4 separate regions of the Homo sapiens genome follow, and regions 1, 2 and 3 are each linked to region 4. The links are chromatin loops, found by intact Hi-C in ENCODE. Cell type or tissue: PC-3. All regions are shown on one strand. Links, peaks and the distances in the headings refer to the core of each region. The heading gives the core; the rest is flanking DNA. Region 1 holds the start of LOC124906114 (a long non-coding RNA gene). Region 2 overlaps KIAA2012. Region 3 overlaps KIAA2012. Region 4 has its middle 11 kb from the start of CDK15.

Region 1 (7,468 bases), core at 1,545-6,544, 260 kb before region 4:
ACCTTGTGATCCACCCTCCTCGGCTTCCCAAAGTGTTGATATTATAGGCGTGAGCCACCGTGCCCAGCAGGAAGAAAATGTTTTAAATACATCAATTGAAAGTTGAGTGGTACTTAAAGGATATATATATATACACACACACACACACACACACACATAAACATATATATAATACATAAACAATGTATGTATGTTTGTTTGTATGTATATATGTTTATGTGTGTATATATACACACATAAACAAAGATAGAACTTTTTGTGGTTAGTAACCAGGTGGGGTAGCCCAAAGCAATGTGGGACACTGGATCTAGAAATCCCAGAACCTTCAAAAAGATTTCAAATTAATCCTCAAACTATTCTTTTGACCACATTTTTGTGAGTTTTCATGAATTCTTTTTAAAAAATGTATAATTATGGATACATAATAGTTGTACATATTTATGAGATACATGTGATTTATTTTTATTTTTATTTTTATTTTCAGGACAGAATTGTGCTTTCACCAAGGCTGGCATGAAGTGGCATGATCACAGCTCACTGCAGCCTCGAACTCCTGGCCTCAAGTGATCCTCCCTCCTCGGCCTCCCAAAGCGCTGGGATTACAGGTGAGAGCCACCGTGTCCAGCCCACATGTGATATTTTGATATAAGAAAGCAATGTGTAATGATCAAATCAGAGTAATTGGTGTATCCATCACCTCAGTCATTTATCATTTCTTTGTATTAGGAACATTCTAATTCCTCTTTTAGTTATTTTGAAATATACAGAACATTATTGTTAACTATAGTACACTATTGTGCTACGGAACACTGGATTTTACTCCTTCTATCTAAGTGTATTTTTGTACCTATTAACCATCCTCTCCGTAACCCCCTCTCTTCACTACCATTTCCAGCCTCTAGTGGCCATTGTTCTATTCTCTATCTCCATGGGTTTGATTTCTTTTTTTTTTTTAGCTTCCACATATGAGTAAAAACATGTACCTGGCTTATTTCACTCAACATAATGTCCTTCAGTTCCATCCGGGTTGTTGCAAATAAGAGGATTTCATTCTTTATTATGGCTGAATATTATTCCATTGTGTCTATACACCATGTTTTAAAAGTCCATTCACCTGTTGACGGAAACAGGTTTGATTCCGTATCTTGGCTATTGTGAATAGTGCCGCAATAAACATGGCAGTATCTCTTCAATATACTGATTTGCTTTCATCTGGAAATATATCCAGCAGTGGAGTTGCTGGATCATATTGTAGTTTTATTTTTAGTTCTTTGAGAAATGTCTATACTGTTCTCCATAGTGGCTGTATTATTGTTAACCATATTTACATTCCCACTGACAGTATATGAGGGTTCCCCTTTCTCCACACCCTCATCAGCTTTTGTTATTGCCTGTCTTTTGGATAAAAGCCATTTTAACTGGGGTGGGATGATATCTCATTGTAGTTTTAATTTGCATTTCTCTGATAATTAGTGAAGTTGAGCATTTTTTTGTATCTCTGTTGGCCATTTGTATGTCTTCTTTTGAGAAATGTCTATTCAGATCTTTTGACCATTTTGATTGGATTATTAGATTTTTTCCTATAGAGTTGAGTTCTCTATATATTCTGGTTATTAATATCTTGTCAGATGGGTAGTTTGTGAATATTTTCTCCCATTCTGTGGGTTGTCTCTTCACTTTGTTGATTGTTTCCTTTGCTGTGCAGAAGCTTTTTTTTGAGATGGAGTCTCACTCTGTCGCCCAGGCTGGAGTACAATGGCTTGATTTCGTCTCACTGCACCCTCTGCCTGCTGGGTTCAAGCAATTCTCCTGCCTCAGCCTCCCAAGTAGCTGGGATTACAGGCACCTACCACCACGCCCAGCTAATTTTTGTATTTTTAGTAGAGACAGGGTTTCATGATGTTGGTCAGGCTGGTCTTGAACTCCTGACCTCAGGTGATCCACCCGCTTTGGCCTCCCAAAGTGCTGGGATTACAGGCGTGAGCCACCACACCTGTCCTGGAAGCTTTTTAGCTTGATGTGATTCCATTTGTTGATTTCTGCTTTGGTTGCCTGTGGTTTGAGGTCTTACTCAAGATATCTTTTCCCAGACCAAAGTCCTGGAGTCGTTCCCCAATGTTTTTTTCTAGTAGATTCATAGTCTTTAATCCATTTTGATTTGATTTTTGTATATGGTGATATATAGGGGTCTAGTTTCATTCCTCTGCATATGGATATCCAGTTTTCCCAGCACCATTTATTGAAGAGCATGTGGTTTCCCCAATGTATGTTCTTGGCACCTTTGCTGAAAATAAGTTGTTTATAAATGTGTGGATGTATTTCTGGGTTCTCTATTCGGTTGGTCTACATGTATGTTTTTATGTCAGTACCATGCTGTTTCAGTTACCATAGCTTTTTAGTATAATATGAAGTCAGGTAATGTGATGTCTGCAGCTTTGTTCTTTTTTCCTCAGAATTGCTTTGGCTATTCCATCTTTTATGGTTTCATATAAATTTTAGGATTTTTTTTTCTATTTCTGTGAAGAATGTCATTGATATTTTGATAGAGATTGCATTGAATCTGCAGTTTACTTTGAGTAGTATGGACATTTCTATTATTTATTTATTTTCTTAGAGCCAGGGTCTTGCTCTGTCACCCAGGCTGGAGTGCAGTGGCATGATCTTAGCTCACTGCAGCCTCCACCTCCTGGGCTCAAGCAACCCTCCCACCTCAGCCTCCCGAGTAGCTGGGACTACAGGCAACTGCAACTGTACCCAGCTAGTATGGACATTTTAAAATTATTGATTCTTCTAATCGATGAACATTGAATATTTTCCCATTTTTTGTGTGTCTTCTTTGATTTCTTTCATCAATGTTTTATAGTTTTTATTGTAGAGCTCTTTCACTCTTTAGTTAAGTTTATTCCTAGGTATCTTATTTGTAGCTATTGTGAATGGGACTACTTTTTAAATTTCTTTTTCAGATTGTTTGCTGTTGGCATATAGAAATGCTACTATTCTTGTATGTTGATTTTGTATCCTGCAATTTCACTGAACTTGTCAGCTGTAGTTATTTTTTGTGGAGTCTTTGGGTTTTTCTAAACATAAGATCGTATCTCCTGCAAACAAGGATAATTTGACTTCTTCTTGTCCAATCAGGATGTCCTTTATTTCTTTCTCTTGTCTGATTGCTCTGGCTGGATTTCACTAACTCTTTAGGGTGGAGAAAGAGATGTATTAGAGCTCCTTGTATATTCTTCAGAGTCACATTCCATACAAGAATATAGCATACGGATGGCAGCCAAGATTCCTATCATGTACCAAGTTCAATCAGTTGGTAGTGACTGCCTAGAAGACTTGATTGGGCATAATTCTGCAGACTCCTGGCTTAGCAAAGAAGAGCTCCATGGATGTTCAGTGATGTCTTCCATAGGCAAGGGAGGGAGAGTGAATTGTGTTACCTATACTGATCTTTGCCAACTCAATATTGTAAACTGTATGGAATTCTCTTTACAGGGTGTGGATTTAATCATTCTTAACAATTCCTTTTGGCATCAACCTAAAGCCAAAAGTTAAAGAACTATGCCACTGATTATTATACTAACTCTAGTTCCTCAATTCCAAGATGCCATGTATTTTAGGTACACTACTGATTTAATAACAGGTTTTAAGGGGGTAAAAACCACTATAATAAATATGAACACTAAAAATAATATTTATCCATATATTCTTTTTCAGCATCTCATTCAGTGTTTGATAATAAACCTCTTTCAGGTGTAGTCTGTGGATTCTTCTGAATCATCTGTAACCATTGGCAGTTGTGCATAGCATCATGGGAATCATCTGTAACCATTGGCAGTTGTGCATAGCATCATGGGAATCATCTGAAACTATTGGCAGTTGTGCATAGCATCATGGGAATCATCTGTAACCATTGGCAGTTGTGCATAGCATCATGGGAATCATCTGTAACCATTGGCAGTTGTGCATAGCATCATGGAGATTCTCTACTTTCCAATCGTGGGCTGGTGATGTTGACCTCCTTAGCAAATGTAGGCTAGGCAGTCTAATTTTTAGCCATATTGTGGAACACCAGGGTTTCATTTGTATTTCCTGTTTGGTTAAACTCATAGTTTTGTCCTTCCCTTAATTAAATTATTCTTTTCTATAGGGTAAAACCTTCTTCCCAAAGTCACCCAGAAGCTTCTGAAAGATGTTTGGAACCTGAGGGTGACTTTTCAATGAATGAGCCGATCACACCAAACTCCTGTAACTTTAAAAATTCTGCTATTTCTCCTGAGATATCTGTCAATTTTTATTGTATATAATTACAGTGCCCATAGTGTAGACTGGCAGTCCTTTTCCTGTGTCCTCTGAAGTGCTTGTCTGATGTTTCGCTGAAAGACATGAAAGTGTAGTCATGCCTTCAGCAATAAATATTTGCTTCACTTATTGTAAATATGCCTCGCTAAGTTCTCCCACAGGCAGACAGTAACAACTCCTTCTCAACTCACTCTCCTGCCAGCAGGTGGCAAATTTCTTTTGACATAAATTATAAGCTGCACTCCAATTTTAGAAATGTTAAAATGTGAGCAAATAAGAGTCTGAGAATAAAGGGAATAAAGCAGATATCTAAATGAGGTAAACTCTGAGGATTCAGATCAAGATTCCAGTGCCCAGAGTAAGAAGATGAGGTGAGCAGCCTCCACCCCCACCTCAGACCCATTCCAGAATAGTCTTCAAGGTTTCATTGTATCTGAGTGTGCTGCATATATACACACACAATATGAAGTAGAAAGTAATGCAAGATAGAAAGCATGAAGCTGTGTAAGAGAGGGACAAGAAAATACCTTGGGAATTCAGAGAGGGATAGAGCACTTCGGTTGGTATAAATCAGGACAGAGGAGTAGGTGGCTTTCAGGAGGATGTTGAAGAAACAGGTACTGAATGGGGCCGTGCGAAGAGAACAGCACCCCGTGGTGGCCATGAAAAGGCACCCCTCAGATCTCTAATTTTGAGGAGTGTAATTGATAGAGGGTTCTAGCTGCTATGCTCTGAGTTGATCACCACATTTTTCTGGAGGCTAAGGTTCTCACAGGCTGCTCCCAGCCAATGACTGCGTATGACAGATGCTATGGTAGCCAGGCTCCATTTTGGGAGATGCTGCAGATATGGGACTCTTCTGATGGGTGACTGGCTCAAGAACTCCCGATATCCTTGAGGAACTTTCTTAGAACTGCACAGCAGTCTGAGACACTTCCATCCAACCTTCCTTCCCTCTCTCCTATGCCCAAGGCGGACCTGTGCCCAGTCTCATGGTTCTCCTGGCTCCTTCCTCATCTTCCTTCACAGGTGTTTTCCTCAAGAAATCTCTTGCACACCTAATCCTGTCTTGGCATCCGCTTCTTGGAGGACCCAGACGGACACACAATACTTGTGGGGATGCCAAATCTACCGTTTTATCTGCTTTATTATTTCCCACCCTTTTCCCAATTACCACTTTTTTTTTAGAAGTTGGCATTATTGGATAGTTTCCAGAATAAGAGACATTTTAGGCAATAAGAAGTGCATATAGGAAAGTCTCATTTTTTTCTTTTTAGTCTAATTATTCTTTGAAGTTTTTTAAAAAATAGTGTATTTTATTAGTAGGGCCCTTTTGATTACAAATGACAGAAACTTAATGCAGGCCATATTAGAGAAAAAGGGTTAGTGATGATTGATGATGATGCTGATGATGACACTGAGTTGCATCTCAGGAACAGTAGGATCAGGGACCTGGGTGGCATTAGTGTTATTGCTGCTTCTTATTTCTGAGGCCCATAAGATGGCCATGGATGGCATCCAGACTCATCTGACAGCCTGGGGACCTAAAGAGAGACTGATTTCTTTTCATTTTTTTTTTTTAAACAGGGTCTCATTCTGTCACCCAGCTGGAATGCAGAGGAGCAATCAGACCTCACTGCAGCCTCAAACTCCTGGGCTCGAGTGATCCCCCTATCTCAGCCTCCTGGGTAGCTGGGACCAATGGTATGTGTGCCACCATGCTCAGCTAATTAAAAAAATTTTTTTTTGAGAGATAGGGTTTTACTACATTGTCCAGGCTGGTCTTGAACTCCTGGCCTCAAGCAATCCTCCCACCTCATCCTCCCAAAGGATGTGCTGGGAATACAGGTGTGAGCCACTGTGCCTAGCCTGACTTCTTTTCAATTCCAGTAATTTTCAGGGGAAGCCCAACTTGGTCTAGTTTGGATCAGCCACTTAACCTCACATCAACTGTAATCTGGGGGACTGCTCAGAGGAAGCAACTGTGATGATTTGTCCATGTTATACCAACATGGTAGGGTTCGTGGCTACCAGGTGCATTGTGGCTGGAGGAGGGAGGAAGGAAGGTTGCTAAGATGACCACTTCATATTTACACTACACAGAAGATGTCTACAGTGTCACTGCTGCACATCCATGTATAAACACCCAGACGCCACTCTTCTGCAGAGAGCTTGACAGCCTCTCAGCAAGAGACTGGAAGTGGGATGAGCTCATGCAGGGCACACAGCTCTTGGATTTGATTCGTATAGATTCTCAGGGCTTCATCAAGAGGCTTCAGCTGCATCAGGGTTTGCAACTGCAAAGTTACTAGAAACCCTCTTGTACTTGCCCCAAATAATCAGATTTGTGTGACTGTAGTTTCAGCCTATTAGTTCTCTGCCAGAAGGAACCTGCATGGTATAGATTTGGGGTTAGGAAACCTGAGTTCTTATCTTGGTTATGTTTTAACTAGCTATGTGCCACTTAGTCTCTCTGCATTGAAATTTCTCTTCAAATCTTCAACTGGGGAATTAGACAAATAAAGGTCATTCCCAGCTCAGAGATCCTACGACTCAATAATTGTCAGTTGTAAAGAATCTGTTGGGCATTTCTTAGGCTTACTGCTACATTCTTACTTGAAACTTATTTTCCTTCCCTCCCTTCCTTCCTTCCTTCTCTCCTTCCTTCCTTCTTTCTTCCTTTTTTCCCTGCATCTCTCCCTTCCTTCTTTCTCTTTTCCCTCTCTTTCTCTCCTTTCTTCCCTTCTTTCCCCCTAACAAACAGATATTGAACAAGTGGTATATGCCAGGCACTGTGCTATGATTTGGACATAAAATAGAAACAAAACCCAGTTCCAGCTCTCAGAAAGCACAGAATCCACTGGGGTAGCAGACATATAAACGGATCATTAAAATATTACATGATAACGCTTGGTCAGTTTTTTCTTGCACCAATCATGAGTTTTTTCTTTCCTGTAATTATGTATTGGCATTTCTGCAGAAAGTGGCATCTTGTAGTTCTTGAAAGATGCAATTTTTTGTATCTTTGATGTATATTGGATGCAATTAGTTTTGATTGTCACAGCCATCCTATCAAGAAAACTCAAACAATTTTTGAAGCTCGTGCATTCATTCATTTAACAAATTTTTTTTGAGCATCTAATATGTGCCAGGCTCTGTGCTGGGG
Region 2 (7,468 bases), core at 1,351-6,350, 360 kb before region 4:
CAGGAGTTCGAGACCAGCCTGGCTAACATGGTGAAATCCTGTCTCTACTAAAAATACAAAAATTAGCCAGGTGTGGTGGTGCGTGCCTGTAGTCCCAGCTACTCGGGAGGCTGAGGCAGGAGAATCGCTTGAACCCAGCAGGCGGAGGTTGCAGTGAGCCGAGATCGCAACACTGCACTCCAGCCTGGATGACAGAGTGAGACTCCATCTAAAAAAACAAACAAGCAAACAAACAAAAAGACTCTGAACAATGTGTATAATATGCTAAGATTTGCATATAATATCTATCTGTGTATGTATCTATCTGTATTTGCTTATATATATGCATTATACATTCTAGGAAGGGGACACAGGAAACTAGCAACTCCAGTTGTTCAAGGGAAGGGAGCTGAGCAGCTGGAAGGCATACTGTTTTCTACTTAAATTTGAAAAAAAAAACCTTCTGAATATATTTCAGATTCAAAATTTGAATTAAAGAAACTAAACCTAAATAAAATGTGATGTCACTTTTAGTCTGAGTTACAAATGCATGATTAAAACAGAGTGATGGAAACAGGTAATAATACTTGGTGAGTGAGCAAAACAAATGGAGGGACTGTAAATTCAAATCCCAGTTCTGTTATTTTGGCCAGGTTGTTTGCTCTTCCTCTGTTCATTCAGCTAATGAACATTTATTGAGTGTCTGCTGTGTGCCAGGTACCGAGATAGGCACCGGGGGCACAAAGATGAAAGATGTATTCGTAGGATGCTCACTGGCTTGTGGGGAAATGACAAGTCAGTTTGCAATGCAGCGTGATAAATGTTGTGGCAGATTATGACAGGTTTCTGCAGGGCCTCATGGGAGGTGAAGCTAAATTAGGCTGGGAAGGTTGTTTACCAGCAGACACAGTGCTAAATCTTGCAGTGAAGGGAAGGTAGAACAATTCCAAGCAGAGGAAGCAGCATGTGCTGGTTAGGGGATAGTTTGGTGCGGGGGCAGTGTGTGGACAGTGTAAATTAGACACAGGCCAGATCTTGCATGTTACAGTTCGGAGTTTAAGAAAAATTGCACATGTTATATTTTTCTATTTGTAAAATAAATACATCTTTGATGCTTGGAATTTAACCAGAGGGCCAATGGGGACACAGTAAAGAATTTCAAGCAAACCACTGATAAGACTGAGCTGTATTTAGAGCACTGGCAGCAGTGTGGTATTATAAGACTGGGAGAGGAGGAGGAAGAGTCACAAACACTTTGTGAACACAAACTACAGCATTGAAACCAACATGTGAGAGGCGCTTTCTCCGGTGGCTGAAGTACAGGTCCTGCAGTCAGGCTGTCTGCACTCAAGTCCTAACTACTACACTTGATGTCTTACAGACCATAGGAGTTACTTAACCCCTGAGCCTCAGTTTCTTCAACTGGAAACCGACAGATGCTGGACAAGTGATCTTAGGTTATCTTTTCCTTGGAAAACCTTCCAGCCATCCTGCCCTCCACTCTCATGCACAGCCCCCCTGCTGGGCATGTTACTTTTAGGACCACAGCAGGCTTTCTTAGGGAGCTGCTGGGAGGATGGAGGAGCATGTGCTGCAGGAGTCTGAAGTGCGGCCTCCAGCCTGTCTTGAGCCAGCTGCATGACCTATCATAGAACCTCAGCTTCTACACCTGTGAAATGGGAGTAATAATAAATAATTGTAGAGTTCTCAAAAGGCTTAACCAGGAAGAGACATTTGGAAATTCCATGTAACATACCATATGATACATGAATATAAATGACTAATTTCAATACTTTCTAAATGATGGAAGAAAATCAGGATCTCATTCAAAAGTTTCAACTTCAAGGTAGTATAACTTTTCCTGTGTAACAGAAAAGTCCCCTACATTGTCTTTGTTAAAGACTATGATTTTGGCCGGGCGTGGTGGCTCACGCCTGTAATCCCAGCACTTTGGGAGGCCAAGGTGGGCGGATCACGAGGTCAGGAGATCGAGACCATGCTGGCTAACATGGTAAAACCCCGTCTGTACTAAAAATATAAAAAATCAGCTGGGCATGGTGGCGGGCGCCTGTAGTCCCAGCTACTTGGGAGGCTGAGGCAGGAGAATGGCGTGAACCCGGGAGGTGGAGCTTGCAGTGAGCCGAGATCACGCCACTGAACTCTAGCCTGGGTGACAGAGCGAGACTCCATCTCAAAAAAAAAAAAAAAAAAGACCTTATGAAAAATCATAAAGTATCTTGTGTTATTAAGATAAAAAAGATTAATATATAATATCAAATCTCTGCTCCCTTCTTGGGTTCTGCAGCTAGAACAAAGAAGTACAACTAGGTACACAGGAACAGAACAGACAGACCTCATAGATCTCTGATATTGTGGGGATTTTTGGCTTTGAATCCTAGCTCCCTCTGCTGCCAGCCATGTGACTGGTCATCTCTGAGCCTCGGTTTCCTCATCTGCACAGTGGGGATCAGCACAATTACTGGGAAGGGTGACAGGAAGATTATACAAGGCTCAATATGTGAGGGGCCTGGCCCTTAGCAGGGATCAGTGAATGTTCCTTTCTCCCTTATGAATTGAGTCCTTTACAGATGTGAACATTCTTTCAAAACTATTAGTTCATGTAATTCTTGCTTCACTGTTGAGAGGCAGGTATGGAGTTCCCAGTATTATTATTATTTTTTTGAGACAGACTTTTGCTCTTGTTGCCCAGGCTGGAGTGCAGTTGTGCGATCTCAGCTCACTGCAACCTCCGCCTCCCGGGTTCAAGAGATTCTCCTGTCTCAGCCCCCTGAGTAGCTGGGACTACAGGCACATGCTACCATGCCCGGCTAATTTTTTATATTTTTAGTAGAGACGGGGTTTCACCATGTTGGCCAGGCTGGTCTCGAACTACCTGAGGTGGTGATCCACCTGCCTTGGCCTCCCAAAGTGCTGGGATTACAGGTGGGAGCCACCATGCCCTGTCAGGTCCCAGTATTATTATTTCTGTTTTATTAAAGAGAAAATGGAGTCTCAGAAGCATCACAAGGTCACTTAGTATCAGAGTGTCAGAGAAGTACCCCTTGCCCCACCCAGGGCTTCCCAACTACTAGTCTGACACTTTAATATTGATAATATTATACTTAATTCTGTTTTTTTTTTTTTTGGAAATAGAACACACTCATACATATTTTTTCCTGGGAATATTATTCAAGTGTCCTGGCACCATTAAATCTTGAGACCAGCTCGTGATCCCTCTACAACTTTCCTGCCAAGTGGTCATCAAGGCACGTTTAAATGATTGTGGAGACAAGAACTTATCTCCTAAGGCACCCTGCTCCATCTTTGGATGATGTCCTAAGCCAAGCATTATTTTCCTGTTGTATGTGAAATCCACAGGTTTCGGGGCAGCCCCCTTCTGCTTCGTGGGATGCATGTACACCTGCCCACATACGTAATGCTTGGGACTGGTCTCAAAACAGGTGGGGCAGCTCTAACTCCAGGCATGGCTGGCTGTTGTCCGTGTTCAGGCCAATTCCTCTACCTTGCATTTGAGGGCACTATATGCTAACTGTGTGGGAACTGCGAGGTGGAAGCTTATTTCTCATTCTTCAGATGTTCTGGGCATAACATACACATCCTTTGATATCAATGTGGAGTATAAGGATATTCAATTTGATATCTAGCATTAATAGGCATTATTGCTATTTTCTTCCCTACTACCATGACCTAACCCTGATAATTTAAAAAGTCCCTGAAAAAAACCTCTATCCTTATTCATTCATCAATTACCATTTCTTTTTGAAAAAACACAAATTGAGTTTTTAAAAACATGGTTCAAAAAATTTTTTTTTCTTTTTTGATTTAGAAAACAGGCTGGTCTCAGCTGGGTGCAGTGGCTCACGCTAGTAATCCCAGCACTTTGGGAGACTGAGGCAGGTGGATCACCTGAGGTCAGGAGTTTGAGACCAGCCTGGCCAACATGGTGAAACCCTGCCTTCAGTGTTGTAAAGAGGTTCTTAAAATGTGAGAAGTTCACATGCAACAAATGGAAAATGAATGAATGCTCTCCTGTAGTAACGTGAGCCTGCCTCTGCCACAACATTGTGCTATTACCTGTTTCATTGTTTATCTTCCTGTTAGATTCTAGGCTCCCTGGAAGGTCAAGGATAGAGATGATTCATCTCTGTATCCTCAGTGCCTATCACAGTGTCTGATACTCAGAGCATATTTAATATATGTTGGCTGAGGGGGCCGGGCACGGTGGCTCACGCCTGTAATCCCAGCACTTTGGGAGGCTGAGACAGGCGGATTGCGAGGTCAGGAGATGGAGACCATCCTGGCTGACATGGTGAAACCCCGTCTCTACTAAAAATACAAAAAATTAGCCTGGCATGGTGGCGGGCGCCTGTAGTCCCAGCTACTTGGGAGGCTGAGGCAGGAGAATGGCATGAACCCAGGAGGGGGAGCTTGCAGTGAGCCAAGATCGTGCCACTGCACTCCAGCCTGAGTGACAGAGAGAGACTGTCTAAAAATAAAAATATGTTGGCTGAGGGGAACCGAATGATCAGTGGGAGAGAAAGCTTTATATTGTCTCCACAGAACTTGAGTGGGACTGGAGGGAAGGGCAAAATCCTGTGGGGTCAGAAAATCTTCCTGGTGCAGATGGAATGTGTCCATAGGAATGGAATTTTCTAGAAGGAGTGCTGGATGCTTAGCTAACATGATAGGCAGTGTTTTTGATTGGACAGGGCTCAGCTGGGGGCTGCAGTGAGGCTTTATAACAGATGGTTGAGCATAGGCACTGGAACTGGGCTGCCTGACCAAATCTTGCTTCTGCCATTTACCAACTGTGTGACATTCGGTAAGTTACTTAGCCTCTCAATGCCTTAGTTTTCTCATCTGTAAAATGGAGTAATTCTACATACTTAGATTCATTTTATGAATTAAATAAATGCATGCATATACAATTTAGAACAAAGCCAGACACAGAATAAGTCCTCAGTAATGTTAGCAACTGTGATTATTTTTATCTCTTTCCATTCCCTTGTTCTGCCTTGACCTTTCTTATCACCTACCCTCATCCCCTGCAACGTGCAATGCTTCCTACATGCCCCAGGCAAAAATGAATGACATGCCCTGCGGACAGGCAGGAGATACACAAATGAATGTATAGGATGAGTTGGTTTCCACACAGCTCCAGGTGTGGAGGACAGCCTGTGTGCTCTTCTCTGTTTGAACTCATCATCTTTGTCTGTACTACCCTGAGACTGTGTCTTACTACATGGCAATCCCCAGGAATCTGGGAGCTACCACATCCATAAGGAGAAGGTCTATCTAGGGAGAGCAGTGAACACTGAACATTTCCAAGAGAAGGTCTTTGGGGCAAAGACTGGTCTGGGAGTCAGAAAGTGTACCGAGCGTGTACTTCGTGAGTCCTTTGGAAGCAGGCTGAGTTGCCATTTCTGTGAGTCTTGAGGGAGGTGGACAGGAAAGTGGGCCTTAGGGATGACAACACTTTTCCTTCTATAATACTGTGCCAAAATTGCTGGACAAAAAAAGTGTAATACAAAAGCATTGTGGATACTAAATATACAAGCAATTATTGTAAAATTCCCCACTTTGAATTCTGCGTTCTTAGATGCTCCATATTTTCTTTTTGAGACAGAGTCTCACTCTATCACCCAGGCTGGAGTGCAGTGGCGTGATCTGGGCTCACTGCAAGCTCCACCTCCCGGGTTCATGCCATTCTCCTGCCTCAGCCTCCCGAGTAGCTGGGACTACAGGTGCCCACCACCACACCCGGCTAATTTTTTGTATTTTTAGTAGAGATGGGGTTTCACCGTGTTAGCCAGGCTGGTCTCGATCTCCTGACCTCGTGATCTGCCCGCCTTGGCCTCCCAAAGTGCTGGGATTACAGGCGTGAGTCACTTTCTTATCTCATTTCCTTAGCAGCTATCACCTTTGAACATGCTACACACTCTGCTTGTGTATTAGGTCTGTTGTCTGTTACCTGTACTATCCTGGAGCAGGGTAGGGATCTTGGTCTGTTTTGTTTACTGATGTATCCCAAATGCCCAGAAACTGCCAAACACATAGTAGATAGCAGGTGCTCAAATATTGGTTAATGAATGGTGACTGTGATGATATTTCCTCCCAGAAAGTACGATTCATAATTCTCTCAGCCCTAAGTGAAGAACTAAACTGTTGCTAAGAATAAAAGGGATAGTTTCACCAGATAAGTCATGGAGTATGGCAGTATTTTTTGAATACTCGTAACAAATATCTTTTCTTTTGACGTCCAGAATCATTCTTCTTTCTTGTAGTTTTTTTTTTCTATAGAGATGGGGTCTCACTATGTTGCCCAGGCTGGGTTGCAGTGGCTATTCACAGGTGTAATCATACCACACTACATCCTTGAACTGCTGGACTCAAGCGATCCTCCCACCTCAATCTCCTGAGTAGCTGAAATTCCTTCTTATAGTTTTCAGTACCCCATTTTCCTCTGTCAGACATCCTTTCTCTTCCCATTTTCAGTCCCTGTGGCTCCAGGGTGGGCCAATGGCATTTCATTTGGGTATGGATAAGTGACCCACATTTGGTTTATATTCAGTACCGGAATGACCTGGGAAATAGAAGCTGGTGGCCAACTTGCCACCCTTGGGGAAGAGCCTATCTAAGAGGAAGCCCCGAAAAGCAGAGCCCAGTCATGGACAGAGACAGATTTTGGGCAAATGCATGACTCTTAATCAAAGCCCCACCTTGTAGAATTGGGATTGGGGCAGCCCAGGGAATTCGGAGGGTGACCCTCATGACCTCCAAAGGCCCTGCCAGTCTATAGCACTAGATAGAGCCACCATCATGCACTCCGCAAGTATTTGGTTTCTTCTGCCCCATTCCTGTCTTTCTCAGTCATTTCTTATCAAAGGCCTGGAATATTTCCTCAAGGGTACTATGAAGGATCTGAGATCCTTCCATGCCAGGCCTGGCTGTGTTCCTGGTCAGTTTCTTTCACTCCATGGCTATTTATTTCCAGTTCAGTAAGCTCTGAGGAGGGCAAAGAATGGGTAGGAAAGGGGCCCTAAACCAGAGAGTGTGCGATGAAAAGGATGGGCCAATTCATGGAGCATTTAATGAGCACCTTCCATGTGTCGGGCACTGTGTTCGATGCTGGGGTGGGAGGGAGTATTGCAAAGATGGACAAATGCCACCCTCACTATAGAAACCCTCAGAACCCTTAACTTGAAATGAAGCTGAGCTTGTGAGATCAATGAACTCTTAGAGAACAGAAAGCAAGGCCAGATATCCAGAAAGGAATTTGCAGTTGACGTCTAAATAGTTAACTCAAGAATCAGTCTTCTCTATAGTAGTAATATCAACTCTACCAAGTGACAGTGGTAAAACAGTAACAATTATTTTAGCTACTGTCAAGATAAAATGAATTATATTTGACTGTTTTATGAGGTGGTTTAAAGTTACTCTTTCTCCTCTCTGTTCCCTGTCCCCCACC
Region 3 (7,468 bases), core at 1,676-6,675, 380 kb before region 4:
ATCACAGGCATGAAGCACCATGCCTGGCCAAAAAAACAAATGTTATCTTATGAGGATATGAGGAAGGGTTACACAGGCCACACAGTTAGTGCTCTTTGCTGGGTGCTCTGCAGACTGTGTTGGGCTACTCTTTTAGAATGAAGAGTCTCCAGACCAAGACTTCATATTGGACTAGTCTACATCTTGTTTTAGTTACTTTAAATAATTTTTTGATTATGGAAGATACATTTTATTGCAGAAAAATTGGAAAACACAAAAAAAATCATAAAGAAGAAACAAAACCCCCACAGTCAACTCATAACTACTAGAATGACTAAAATTAAAGACTGACTGTACTGAGATTTGACAAGGATGTGGAGGAACTGGAACTCTCATCTACTGCTGTTTGGAATGTAAAATGGTACAACCACTAAGGAAAATAATTTGGCAGTTTTTAAAAAAGTTAAATATATACCTGCCGTACCATCCAACTATCCTACCCCTAGGTATTTTACCCAAGATAAATGAAAGAAATGAAAGCATAAATCCATACAAAGACTTGTACACAGATGTTCACAGCAGTTTTATTTGTAATGGTCAAAACTGAAACAGCTCAAATGTCCATCAACAGATAAACAGATAAACTGGTGTATATATACAATACAATACAACTCAGCAGTAAAAGGGAATGAACTATTGATATACCTGGCAATATGGATGAATCTCAAAATAATTATGTTGAGTGAAAGAAATCATACGAAAAAGTACATATGGCTGGCTGGGTGTGGGGGCTCATGCCTGTAATCTCAGCACTTTTGGGGGGCTGAGGCAAGCAGATCATCTGAGGTTGGGAGTTCGAGACCAGCCTGACCAACACGGAGAAACCCCATCTCTAGTAAAAATACAAAATTAGCTGGGCGTGGTGGTGCAAGCCTGTAATCCCAGCTACTCGGGAGGCTGAGGCAGAATGGCTTGAACCCGGGAGGTGGAGGTTGCAGTGAACTGAGATCGCGCCATTGCACTTCAGCCTGGGCAACAAGGGTGAAACTCCATTTCAAAAAAAAAAAAAAAAAAAAAAAGAATAAAGAAAAAAAAGTACATATGGCATGATTCCATTTATATAAAATTCTAGAAAATGCAAACTAATCTATAGTGACAGAAAACACATCAGTTGTTGTCTGGGGATGAAGGAGGCTGGAATAGGGGAGGTATGAGGAAACTTTTGGGAGTGATGAATATTGTATTTCGATTGTGGTGACGGTTTCATGGGAATTGTACAATTTGAAAAGGTCTAATTTATTGTATGTCAATTATCCCTTGATAAAGCTGCTTTAAAAAAGTAGCAAGAGATATGTTAATACAAGGAAAGTGCCTAAACCAGTGCCAGCACACGGTAAAAACAAACAAGAACCAAAAAAATCTCACCATGCTCTCTCACTCTACCCATATACAACTACTGCAAATATTTTGGTGTATTTGCTTTCATGTATATCTAATGAATATCATATTTCCATATAATTGATTAGTGTATATTCAATTTTAATCTACTTTTATATTACAACTTTCCCATATAATTAAATATTCTTAATTTTTTTTTTTATTCTTAGAGACAGGGTCTCGCTCTGTTGCTCAGGGTGGAGTGCAGTGGCATGATCACAGCTCACTGTAACTTTGAACTCCCGGGCTCAAGGGACCTCCCACCTCAGCCTCCTGAATAGCTGAGGCTACAGGTGTACACCACCACACCCAGCTAATGTTTTAAAATTTTTCTTTTTGTAGAGACAGGGTCTTGTCATGTTGCTCAGGCAGGTCTCAAACTCTTGGCCTCAAGCAATTCTCCTGCCTCAACTTCCCAAAGTGTTGACATGACAGGCATAAGCTGCCACGCCTGGCCTAAATGTTCTTAAAAATGATTTTAGGCTAGATGTGGTAGCTTATGTGTATAATCCCAGGACTTTGGGAGGCTGAGGCAGGCAGATCGCTTGAGCACAGGAGTTTGAGACCAACCTGGGCAGCATGGTGAGATCCTGTCTCTACAAAAAATAGAAAAATCAGCTGGGCATGGTGGCATAAGCCTGTCATCCCAGCTACTCAGGGGGCTGAGGTGGGAGGATCGCTTGAGCTTGGGAGATCGAAGCTGCCGTGAGCTGTGATGGCACCACTGCACTCCAGCCTGAAAGACAGAGTGGGACCCTGTCTCAAAAAAAATTTTTAATTGCAGCACAGTATGTTATCGTATGAATGTACCATAAGTGACTTAACCAAACATGTAATTTTAAAAATTCATATCGCTTCTATTTTTTATAACCATAAAGAACTTTGCATAGAATATCCTTGAAAGGAATTTTTATTTTGTTTTGTTTCTGAGACAGTCTCGCTCTGTCGCCCAGGCTGGAGTGCAGTGGTGCGATCTCGGCTCACTACAACCTCTACCTCCTGGGTTCAACCGATTCTCATCCCTCAGCCTCCTGAGCAGCAGGGGTTACACGCATGCACCATCATGCCCAGCTAATTTTTTGTATTTTTAGTAGAGACTGGGTTTTGCTATGTTGGCCAGGCTGGTCTTAAACCCTGGCCTCGAGTGATCCACCCGCCTTGGCCTCCCAAAGTATTGGGATTACAGGTGTGAACCACAGCATCTGGTCAGGAATGTTTTGATTATTAAAAAATTTACTCTTTGTTCATATTTCTGATTAAAGGATGTACAGTCTATTTTTTGTGGGTTTAGCAGTTTATCAGGATTTATAAGTGTCATTTTAAAAACAGTCGATTTAAGCCATGTAGAAATACATATGAAAAAGTCTGCAAAACAAAACATACTTTAAACATGTTTAAGTAGATAGATTATCTGAAATTCTGGATTTTTCAGTCACTTCATTGTTATGCAGCCAAGCAATTCTTTTTTTTTTTTTTTTTTTGGAGGAGTTTCACTCTTTTGGCCTAGGCTGGACTGCAATGTCGCGATCTCGGCTCTCCGCAACCTCCGCCTCCCGGGTTCAAGTGATTCTCCTGCCTCAGCCTCCCGAATAGCTGGGATTATAGGCATGCACCACCATGCCCGGCTAATTTTGTATTTTTAATAGAGATGGGGTTTCTCCATGTTGGTCAGGCTGGTCTTGAACTCCCGACCTCAGGTGATCTTCCCACCTTAGCCTCCCAAAGTGCTGAGATTACAGGCATGAGCCACCGCGCCCACCCGGCTGGCAGCCAAGTAATCTTAACTTCAGTTGGAGTAAGCCCCCTAAATCCAGCTTCGTTGAAGATTCCAACTTCTATGTTATCCTCTCATTTGGCCTTCAAAGCTTTCCTTTAGGGTTAACATGGCTGTATGAATGGCATCTTCAAGTTCCAGATCTTCATTTTATCTTTTCTCAAGGGAAGTTTCCCCATTCACATAGTTCTTTCCCACTGCTGTGGCTTTCCAGGCCAAGTAAGCTCCAGATGGATCTGACTGAAATAAATATGGTTGTCCCTCATTCCAACCACAAACAAGTAAAGAAACTCCAAATGGACAAACACCACCTGACTGAGTATATTCTTGCATTACAGAAGCTACTCTCCGCACTAGCTGAGCTGTGGGAATGGGCACTTGGTACACAAGATAGTATTGTTGAGCTAGTTTCGAGCTGTGTGCACAAGCACTTTGTTATCTGGGCCCACGCCACTGTACACCAAACCTATGTGCTTGGTAATTGGTTCCACTTTGTCTACACTTCGCTCATCATACAGAATGAATTTCTGTTTTTTCTCGGTTGCTAATACCACACCATTTGCCGCTTTAATTCCCACTGACAGGGCTCCTCCAGCTACAGCAGCCAAAGCATATTCAATCCGGACAAGTTTATCAGACGGGCTGAATGTAGTCAGCGAAAAGCCGTACCGCGCTCCGCCATCTTTACCCGAAGAGCCAAAGCACAAGTATGTACAGTTTTTAAGTCACAATGCCTACTGCCAAATTGTTCCCTAGAAAATTTGTACCAATTTGAATCAGATAGACACAGATGCTGGTCTAAGGGAGCTTACATTCCAGTGGGGAAGATGAATATTAAAACAAAACCAACCTCAAAACACAAAACTGTTTTTGAAAGGAAGACTCTAATATTCAATTAGTGCCTTTCTCTCTTGAGAAGTAGATTCTTGCATGAATTAATTTATTTCTTCTCAGTTTTATTTGAAGATGTTATACTTTTAAAGAAAGATTTGAAAAGAAAAAGTTCACCCATTATTCCATTGGCATCATTCCCTTAATACTACAGTTAATCTGTTTTTCAATGTTATTTTGTGGTTTCCCCGCCCAGGAGCTTCTTTGCAACTTTGGTTTTCTTCTACTTCTACTCAGGTTCAGGGAGGTGTCCACTGTCTCTCAAATCAACCACCAGACTTTAGAGGGGCACAAGATTGTTAACGCGCAAAGGTGGTTGAGGAATTGGAAAGGTTGACTGGGGCTGCACCTTGGAATTTATTTTGTCTTGGATAATATGTAACATTAACAGAGAGCAGAAGCTGATTAAAGTATCTTGGTGCCAAAGGGTAGTTCTGTGAGTATTTCTTTCCTTAACATGACTGGCGCGAAAAAACTCTCACTGAAGACTTTCACTGCTCTTCTCAACTATTTTGAACTCTGGGACAGGGCATGATAGAACCAGCAGAGGGCGTATTTGTATTGACCAAAAGCTGAGGTTGTACATTGGTGAAACTTCCATTGTGATTAGAATTGAAACCTTCCCAGTTTTGGGATGTGGGCCATAGAAGGGTGATTTTTTTTTTCTCTTAGTAAAATAACCTGATATTTAGGAAGTATTGGAACAAACGAAGTCAGTGCTTTGAATAACTTACAACTTTTAAGTACTTTTTAAAAGTCTATAAAATATCTTAAGCGTTCACAGTATAGGAAAAATACTGTATACTCATTGCCACTTAGTTTTGTAAAATTTTAACATTTTGCCATATTTGAGTCATGCATTTCTTTCTTTCTTTCTTTCTTTTTCTGAGACAGAGTCTCACTCTGTTGCCCAGGATGGAGTGCAATGGCACCATCTCAGCTCACTGCAACCTCCACCTCCTAGGTTCAAGCAATTCTCCTGCCTCAGCCTCCCAAGTAGCTGGGATTACAGGTGTACGCCACCATGCTCAGCTTATTTTTGTATTTTTACTACAGACAGGGTTTCACCATGTTGGCCAGGCTGGTCTCAAATTCCTGAACTCAAGTGATCTGCCTGCCTTGGCCTCCCAAAGTGCTGGGATTACAGGCATGAGCCACTGTGCCCAGCCTAAGTCATGCATTTTCTAAAGAAATCAAACATTTAAGACACAGTCCAAGACTTCATTTATCACATGCTACTATGGTGTGAATGTTATCGTCTCCTTCAAAATTTGTGTGTTGGAAACTCAATCAATATTCAATGCAGCAGTGTTGGGAGGTGGGGCTTAATAAAAAGTGTTTAGGTCATGGAGGGCTCCATCCTCATGAATGGATTAATGCTGCTATAAAAAGGGTTTGTGGGCTGGGCACAGTGATGCACACCTGTAGTCTCAGCTACTCGGGACACTGAGGCTGTGGATAGTGTGAGTCCAGGAATTCAGGTTGAGCCTGGGCAACATAGAGAGACCCCATCTCTAAAAAAAGAAAAAGGGCTTGTGGGAATGAGTTCCCTCTCTTTTGCCTTTTTGCCTCCCACCACGTGAGGACACAGTAAGAAACCTGCATCTTGATCTTGGGCTTCTCAGCCTCCAGAACTGTGGGAGACTGTTCTGTTCTTCATAAATTACCCAATCTCAGGCATTCTGTTATAGCATCACAAAATGGATTAAGACACATATAATCCCATTTCCCTCTCCCTCCCAGAGGTAATCAGTCTCTTCAATTTGATATTCATCAATCCTCATATATATTTTTATATCTGTATTACATATACATGCACATGTAAACAATATATAGTATTTTTTACAAATTAAAACTTTACATAAATGATATTATTTATGTAACTTGTTCAACTTGCCTTATTTTGCTTAATAAGGCAAAAAACCCTTAATAAGTCTTTTGGGATTAACCCATATTAATACATGTAATTTTATTTTCAGCTATCATATAGTATTCCGTTGTATAAATATGTGACCATTTAAAAATCCATTTTACTATTGGTGGCCATTTTGATTATTTCCAATTGTTTATGATTATTAATAATGTTTCAATGAACCTTTTTAGGTGAGTCACTGTTCATACATGCTTTCTCTAAAGGATACCTGGGAATGAACTTGTTGGGATGCAGGATATATGCATCTTCAATTTATTGAATATTTTCAAATTGCTCTAAATTACTAAAACTTTATATCCTCATTAATAGTGTTTATAGACTTTTAAACTTTTGCTGGTCTGATATATATGAAATGATATCTTTTTGTTTTAACTGGGATTTTCCTGATTAGTAAGGAGAACTTTTTTTTCTCTATGGCCATTTATTTGTGTTTCTTCTTCTGTTAGTTGCCTGTTCACATCATTTGCTCATTTTTCCTTTGGGTTGATTGTCTTTTTCTTTCCCTATTTGTAGAGGGAAGAAATGCTGCTGCATTTTGGTTACTAATGCTTTGTTGGTTACATGCATTGCAGGTATCTCCTTCTAATCTGCAATTTGGCTTTTAACTTCATGTTGTCTTGTTGAAAACTTCAAACTTTAATATAGTCAGATTCATTGGCGGGGCACAGTGGCTCACACCTGTAATCCCAGCACTTTGGGAGGCCAAGGCAGGCTGATCACTTGAGTTCAGGAATTTGAGACCAGCCTGGCCAACATGGTGAAACCCTGTCTCTACTAAAAATACAAAAATTAGCCGGGCCTGGTGGCACACACCTGTAATCCCAGCTACTTGGAAGGCTGAGGCAGCAGAATCGCTTGAACCCAGGGGACAGAGGTTGCAGTGAGCCAAGATCATGCCATTGCACTTTCTGGGCAATAGAGCGAGACTCCGTCCCAAAAAAAAAAAAAAGATTTATCAATAATTTTCTTTATGGTTTGTGTTATGAATAATAGGTAAAAAGTTTTTTCCTTTCCAAAATTCATAAAAATATTCTGCTATATTTTCCTCTAAAAGTTAAATTTTGCTTTTTGACATTAAGCTCCTGAATACACCTGATATTTTGTGAGGTGAGAATTTTAAAATTGCATAACCAGTTGTCTCAAAATTATATAGTGAATAATAGATCATCCTTTCTCCACTATTTCCCTTTATAATGCCATTGCCATATATCAAGTTTCCATATGTGGGCACATTTATTTCTGGATTCTCTATTCTCTTCTGTCTGTCTCTAAGCCAATAGCACACAGTTTTATTTTTTACAGCTTTAAAATAAGTTTTTATATTTGTCAGGGCAAACTTCCACTTTATTTTTTTTCAAAATTATACTGGCTAATATCTTAGTCTGTTCAGGCTGCTATAACAAAATACCATAAACTGGGTAGCTTAGAAACAACAGAAATTTATTTCTTGTGGG
Region 4 (7,468 bases), core at 1,558-6,557:
TGCTAGTTCATTAATCAGGAGGCCTGTAACATTATCCTTTGTAAAAAGATGGTATGTCTTTTGGTAAAAAATAAAAGCAGCAGAGTACAATTCTTTTTTTTTTTTTTTTTTTTGAGACGGAGTTTCGCTCTTGTTGCCCAGGCTGGAGTGCAGTGGTGCAATCTTGGCTCACTGCAACCTCCACCTCCCGGGTTCAAGTGATTCTCCTGCTTCAGCCTCCCAAGCAGCTAGAATTACAGGCACGTGCCAACAGACCTGGCTAATTTTGTATTTTTAGTAAAGATGGAGTTTCACCATGTTGGCCAGGCTGGTCTCGAATTCCTGACCTCAGGTGATCCACCTGCCTCAGCCTCCCAAAGTACTGGGATTACAGGTGTGAGCCACCACGCCCAGCCAATTCTTAAGTCACACTTCTTCCTGGAGTACCCTAACTTGAAACTGACATGCTGAGAGTGCTGTCTGCTGACAGTCAACAGAACTGCAGGCACATGGTATCTAGGTCTCCTTTGTAGCCTTACACACATACCTATCTGTTCTTTCTTTATATCATACTATTATTTCATAATAGTATGCTATTTGTTTACTTGTACTTGCTTTTCACAATGAAGTTGATGTTGCAAATTCCAGTGTTATCTTCTGTTTCCATTGTTTTTAATAAAGAGTAAGGTTCGAAACTGGTGAGTTATTCAGTTTTTACTGACTTTAAAAGACCATTCTTGGGGCCTGCGAATAATATGCTTAGGTTTCTAGCCTTAAATTCCATGGTCCTTGCCTTGATACTAGATTCCTGCCTCTCATTCAGGCTTTCTCCACATCCTGGACTTCACTCCTGAAACAAGATTACTGGTTGTGGATCAAAATTCTTTTAACTACAAATGGAATGCTCAAGAATGCTGAGTGATTCCATATGTGTAGGTCCACATTCTAAATCTACTGGAAAGCATTTGACGTGAAAAAAAAAAAAAGACATTGCACAGGCAGGTAAGGAAATCTCATTGCAAGGTGTTCTTGTGACAGAATGGCTTAGCTTGTGAAACAATGCCATTCCAGTAGTCCTCCCCAATCCATGGTTCTGCTTTCCATGGTTTCAGTTACCCGTGGTCAACCACAGTTTGAAAATATTTAATGAAAAATTCCAGAAATAAACACCGCATAAGTTTTAAATTGCACGCCATCCTGAGTAGTGTGATAAAAATCTCACACTAACCTGCCCAGGATGTGAATCATCCCTTTGTCCAGCTTATTCACCCTGTATATTCTTCCCTCTTATTCGTTACTTTGTAGCCCTCTAGGTTATCAGATCAACTGTATCTCAGCGCTTGTGTTCAATAACCCTTATTTTACCTAATGGCCTCAAAGCGCAAGACTAGTGATGCTGATATATTGTTACAATTGTTCTATTTTATTATTAGTTTTTGTTATTAATCTCATATTGTCCCCAATATAAATTAAACTTTATCATAGGCATGTATGTATAGGAAAAAACGCAGTGTATATAGATGTTCGGTACTAGCTTTGATTTCAGGCATCCACTGTAGGTCTTGGAACACATATCCCTCGCCGCTCACAGATAAAGGGGGACTGCTGTGTACTGAACACTGTACCTAAAAAAGGACTCGTCATCTCAAACTGTAGGAATACTTGGGATAGCTGTAGAAGCAGGGAAAGTGGAAGACTTCTTTCTTCCAGTCTAAACAAAAAAGAAAATTATGCTTCTACAGACTGGATACTTTCTGTTTTTCTTTGCATTTATACGGTTGATTGGTTTCTTGAGTCTGAATGGACTATGGGAAAATTCCAGAAAGGACTTGAACTGATGATGTGATTCCCCTGAAATGGAGAACCACAACTTTATATTTAATTTTCCACTCTCAGTATAACAGCATGAATTTTTAAAAGAATGACTCAACGTTCTTTTTATAAAGAACAGGTTGCAAATATAGCACAATCAGGTCCCAGAGTGAGGCAACTTGTCATGAATTTAGTCCAAGTCTTCTGGCTCTAGGAAGTGAAAATAAGAAGGCAAACACATGGTTTACTTACATTTACTCATAACCATTCTGTGGCAAAATTATTAAATAATTTGCCCAAATAAGCAAGATGTGGTAGAACTAGGATTTGAACCAAGGTGGATCAGCTGCAGAGGCCATACTTTTAGCCTACTTCACCATTTTCCTTCTCCATACAATTTAAGAATGTGGAGATGATGAGTCATACCAGAGTTTTTGTGCCCGCGCTTGCTTCTGCCTTCCTTCAGTAGGCATTATCACCGAATATGGCTACCATTTTGTATCTGTTCTAAACAAGCACTTTGCATACATTATCTTAGTTAATTCTGTGATGTAGATATTTATTCCCCCAATTTTGAATAAGAAAACTGCAAATTGTTCAAAGTTTTTTAGAGCATAGATATCAGAACTAGAATTTAAACTCACTGGTTCTGGGATCAGTGGCTCACGCCTATAATTCCAGCACTTTGGGTGGACGAGGTGGGTGGATCACCTGAGGTCAGGAGTTTGAGACCAGCCTGGCCAACATGGTGAAACCCCGTCTCTACTAAAAATACAAAAATTAGCTGGGTGTGGTGGTGTGCACCTGTAATCCAAGCTACTTGGGAGGCTGGGACAGGAGAGTTGCTTGAACCCGAGAGGCAGAGGTTGCAGTGAGCCAAGATTGCACCATTGCACTCTAGCCTGGGTGACAAGAGCAAAACTCTGTCTTGAAAAAATAAAAATAAATAAATAAACTCACTGGTATTGACACTAGGGACTTAGCCATATCTCCAACAATGAGGACCTGGGTACTGTGAGTAAGCACCCTTTCCCCTGACACAATGGGTCTGAGAGCTCAGCACATCATTCCTTGTATGTGGGATTTGCTTTTTGATACTCATGTGAAAAAACTTCCTCTCTGACAGGAAACATGCATTACTAAAATAGAGGCTGAGGTGAGCTTCCTCCACCTGCTGTCTTCAATTCCATGTCTCTCTCTCTAGCACTCCCTCACAGTCAGTGTACATGCAGAACAATCAGTCCACTATAGAAGTGCCCAGCCTATTGACTAAAGAATGATGATATCTTTGTACAACTTGTTAATTCCTGTGAAGTACACTGAAACGCTCCCATTAACTTCTTTAATATTATCCTAAAGTTTCCTGCTGTGTCAGAATAAAGTGGTCTGGCCTGGAAACCCTCCTTTTTCATGAAGTTCAGCACACTCCGCAGTACTAAAAACAGTAATTTTAGAACTGTTTGAAAAGTCTTCTGCAAGTTATTATTACTTTAAAATATGCTGCATGTTTTGTGGATGTATAAAATACAAATAAATGCAAGTTGCAAAACCTGATTTGTAAATTTCTGATATTCACAAATTGTGTGGGAGATCCTCTAAGACTCCCTCTTCCCATCTCAATCCCAGGGTGCCTGGACACTTTCTGGCTCTCTTTCCAGAAAGAAGACAGCCTTGTACCGACAGCACCACTCGGTGGTCAGGATGGAGAACTGACCAAATCAACTTTTCTTCCCTCCCAACTTTTTTTTCAAGATGATGATGCCCTTCCAAACCCCAAACCTCTTCACCTACCCCAATTTTCCTTGGACTTTGCTACTCACAGCCAAGTTGGTTCCACCTCAGGCACTCTTTCTCAAATGTACACACATCCTTTGTTAAAAAATCTTTTTTCTTTGCCCTATCCAGTTGCTTCATAACATTTTCTCACTCTTCCAACTGCCTTTATCACATACATAAGCCTAGCAGTTGCTAGGGCCAGACAAGCCGGACTTGGCCCCAAGGCTCTGAAATGTAGAGGGGCTAACCACACTTTTTAAAAATTAAGTATTTTAAAGCTTTGTGTAAAACTGATTAGGCCATTCACCCCTCAGAAATTCTGTCCTCCTCCCAGCTCCCAGCCCCTAGTATCCAGTTGGCTCCTGCCCATAGCAGAGTCTTCTATAGCAGCCAGGGATGGAGGTGCAAAGTAAGAAAAGAAAATGGAAAGGAAAAAAGGAAGGAAGAGAGGGAGGGAGAGAGGAAGAAAGAAAAAGAATGGAGAAAAAGAAAAAGAGGGAATATTTTCGCCTGGGGGACCCCTTATGTAGCTCCCTTCCTCACTGTTTCCCATGGGTGCTGGGACTGAGAGGAAGCATAAGGGGACCCCAAAACACTCAGTAGTTAAATGCATAAAAATAATAAATAATCTTATAATGCAATATTTCTAAAACAAACTTTAAAATTAAAATAGGCTGGATGCGCTGGCTCACTCCTGTAATCCCAGCACTTTGGGAGGCTGAGGCGGGTGGATCACCTGAAGTCAGGAGTTCGAGACCAGCCTGGCCAACATGGTGAAACTCCATCTCTACTAAAAATACAAAAATTAGCTGGGCGTGGTGGCGGGCACCTGTAGTCCCAGCTACTCGGGAGGCTGAGGCAGGAGGATCGTTTGAACCTGGGAGGTGAAGGTTGCAGGGAGCTGAGATCACACCACTGCACTCCAACCTGGGCAACAGAGTGAGACTCAGTCTAAAAAAATAATAATAATTAAAATAAAAATTAATGCACAAAAATCTATGACGAGCAAAATAATCAGTATCAGAATTTTAAAAAGAGAATAGTGGTTTCCAATCAGTCCACAGGTCCCAGGTCACTGGGCTGCCAGGAGGGCCCCCCCTCCCCATCCTCCTCTCTGCCCCAGCCCCTACAGAGAGGGTTGATCTCTATGTGAGAACAGATCGACAACACAGGGCTTTATATATAGGTGTTTCCCAAATTATAGGAATTATATTAATTTTTCTACTTGATTCAATATGTGGAAGGATATTTTGATATCCATAAGTATAAAGGCACACATTGTTCCTTCTGCTTTGGGCTCCCATATGGCTGGGCAGGGTGCTGTTTCTGCTCACCAACCCCTTCTTCGCTGTGCCCCACAACTCCATGGTTTCCGTGGATCTCTCGGTCCTGGTACCCTGAAACATGCTTTTCTCTAAGCACCGATATTCATGAAAAATGACTCACTCCATACCAAGGGTTTTTTCTTCTCATTTTCTAAATTACAAAATACTGCAAAAGCATTGCTTTCAGCTAAGAACGACATCATAAATCAGTAATTGTAAGTAAGCCCAGGAACTAAACCATTATTAACCTCACTGTTTCTATGGGAAAACAATTCACTTGCAAATAAATATCTGAGGCATGATTTTTTGGTAGATGGGGGACTAATGCTTTTTAAATAAAAACGTATATAGAAATGTATGTGTTATGCATTGTAATATGAAAAAAGAAGCTCTTTAGCCCTAAACTACTGCTCTTAATTTTTAGAAAAAAAAAGAAAGAAATTTTAAAAAGAAAAAAACAAACCAACCAGGGTGCTTGTAATGCCCAGCTTGAGATCAGAATGCTAGGCCATGTCAACAGTACAGGCTTTGCCAACAACACTGAGACAAGAAAAGAAAAAGACAGGGAAGTATAACACCATTAGGCACACATTGCATAAAACTATTCAGATATAGAAGAACATTTTATTTAAATATAGATATTTACATTTTATTAAAATATTCTTGCTTTGATGTCTAATTACTTATAAGTCAATATAGGATTTATGAATGTGTCTCAACCAGTCTCAAACAGCATGTGCTTCCATTTTAAAAATAGCAAGCTAGCATCTGCTTACCTGCAGCTGGTGATTAATCATTCAGTCCACTCATTATTTTTTGGTATGAGATGAATAGAAGCATTGCTATTTAAATCATTCCTCCAAATTACCGCATGTCATCAGCAGGTCTTTGCTCTTCACTTTGGGCTTTATCTTCTTGCATGAAGTTCAGCCACATAGTAAAATACTCCCAGATGTCAATGAGGGGTGAGTGCCCCTTTTCTAAGATCTCATCCACTTAGAATCTCAGCATATATTTTTTAAAAACAATAATCTAAGTTATTCTTAACTACCTTGTTTAACTTGAGAGAGGAAATGTAATCTAATTTAGTAAGAATAAAAAATGTAACATGCACACACACACACAAACACACAATCTCTATTTTAATAGTTAAGTAGAATAAGGTACCCAGACTACGACTGTACTTTGAAAGCGCAGAAGATCTTTCTGCGGTTTATTTATTTATTTATTTATTTTTGAGACGGAGTCTTGCTCTGTCGACCAGGCTGGAGTGCAGTGGCGCTATCTCCGCTCACTGCAAGCTCCGCCTCCCGGGTTCACGCCGTTCTCCTGCCTCAGCCTCTCTGGGTAGCTGGGACTACAGGCGTCCGCCACCGCGCCCGGCTAATTTTTTGTATTTTTAGTAGAGACAGGGTTTCACCGTGTTAGCCAGGATGGTCGCGATCTCCTGACCTTGTGATCCACCCGCCTCGGCCTCCCAAAATGCTGGGATTACAGGCGTGAGCCACTGCGCCCCGCCTGCAGTTTGTTTTTTTAAATGCCTCTTTGACCATTTCTGATTAAACATCCTCAAGTTCCCCTACTTACCTATGGAATCAAGTGTCGATTCCTCAGCTTGGCTTCTAACTGCCTGACTCTATCGTGCCCTACCTACCTGTGTTCACAGGAGCCACACCAGCAGCTCCTCTTTCTAACCAACCTTCCTTGCTCATCTGGCTGAACCTTCACGTGTTTCTCATCTGACATGTTCCCCTTCCTTTGTGCCTAGCCCTCCTTCAAGTCCAGACTGAGGTGCCATGTCTGCTAAACCTTTACTTGCTTCTTTGCCCTCCCCTCCCCAACACTGACTTTCCTCAAGGCTGAGCTCTGGGTCACTGTCTGATTTGTGCAATCTTTTTTTTTTTTTTTAATTTTTTTAAAGACGTTCTCGCTCTGTCACCCAGGCTGGAGTGCAGTGGCATGATCTTGGGTCACTGCAACCTCCACCTCCTGGGTTCAAGTGATTCTCCTGCCTCAGCCTCCCGAGTAGCTGGGATTACAGGAGTGCACCACCACACCCGGCTAATTTTTGTATTTTTAGTAGAGACGGGGTTTCACCATGTTGGCCAGGCTGGTCTTGAACTCCTGACCGCAGGTGATCCACCCACTTTGGCCTCCCAAAGTGCTGGGATTACAGGAATGAGTCACTGCGCCTGATCCTGATTTGTTCATTCTAATCACTATTTTTATTGTTTTCCTCACAAGATGGTAAGTATACTGTCAGGGTATGAACTAGATCTTCTACCTCTTTTAGAGTCCTAATAAACACTTGTCAAATTAAATAAGAGTACTTATATAAATGTGAATACACCTCTCCCACACACCCACACATACACACACACAGGATGGGCCCCTGGAACCAATGTTTACTTAGTATTCATTCCGATCCCCCTCTAAGGCATATCCCTGTACCACCCTCCCATGAATCTTATCCTCAGTTTTTAATACTGGCCTTCACTGACCTTGTTATTTCATTTCTGTCATCCTCTATCATCCCTTTCTTAAACCGCACTTTTTATATTAGTCCTGAACTCTAC

The links. Peaks named below come from ENCODE experiments on the same cell type or tissue, not always from the same donor. Only the 100,000 strongest peaks of a DNase experiment are listed, where the experiment ranks them.
Region 1: it touches region 4 in a loop (16-fold over the local background); 12 of 110 quality-filtered maps call a loop at or near these places.
Region 2: a loop joins it to region 4, with 5 times the contacts of the local background. A loop is called at or near these places in 7 of 110 quality-filtered maps.
Region 3: it touches region 4 in a loop (14-fold over the local background); 82 of 110 quality-filtered maps call a loop at or near these places.

Annotation. Positions count from the first base shown.
Region 1 is chr2:202,053,850-202,061,317 of GRCh38, reverse strand. It overlaps LOC124906114 (a long non-coding RNA gene), which reads left to right and starts at 5,973. Exons shown (of 2, transcript XR_007088053.1): 1 at 5,973-6,006. In PC-3, for the core only: a CTCF peak has its summit at 4,507 (motif pointing right); no DNase peak of the experiment used is centred there; H3K27me3 peaks cover 494 bases.
Region 2 is chr2:202,155,036-202,162,503 of GRCh38, reverse strand. All of the region lies in intron 14 of KIAA2012, which reads right to left. Among named protein-coding and RNA genes, the nearest start is that of KIAA2012-AS1, 42 kb to the right of the region's middle. In PC-3, for the core only: a CTCF peak has its summit at 3,525; no DNase peak of the experiment used is centred there.
Region 3 is chr2:202,175,699-202,183,166 of GRCh38, reverse strand. All of the region lies in intron 15 of KIAA2012, which reads right to left. It also overlaps the pseudogene PSMA2P3. Among named protein-coding and RNA genes, the nearest start is that of SUMO1, 59 kb to the left of the region's middle. In PC-3, for the core only: CTCF peaks have their summits at 4,418 and 4,621 (motif pointing right); a DNase peak (open chromatin) is centred at 4,616.
Region 4 is chr2:201,792,088-201,799,555 of GRCh38, reverse strand. No RefSeq gene overlaps it. Among named protein-coding and RNA genes, the nearest start is that of CDK15, 11 kb to the left of the region's middle. In PC-3, for the core only: CTCF peaks have their summits at 3,278 and 3,483; a DNase peak (open chromatin) is centred at 1,915; H3K4me3 peaks cover 262 bases; H3K27ac peaks cover 1,729 bases.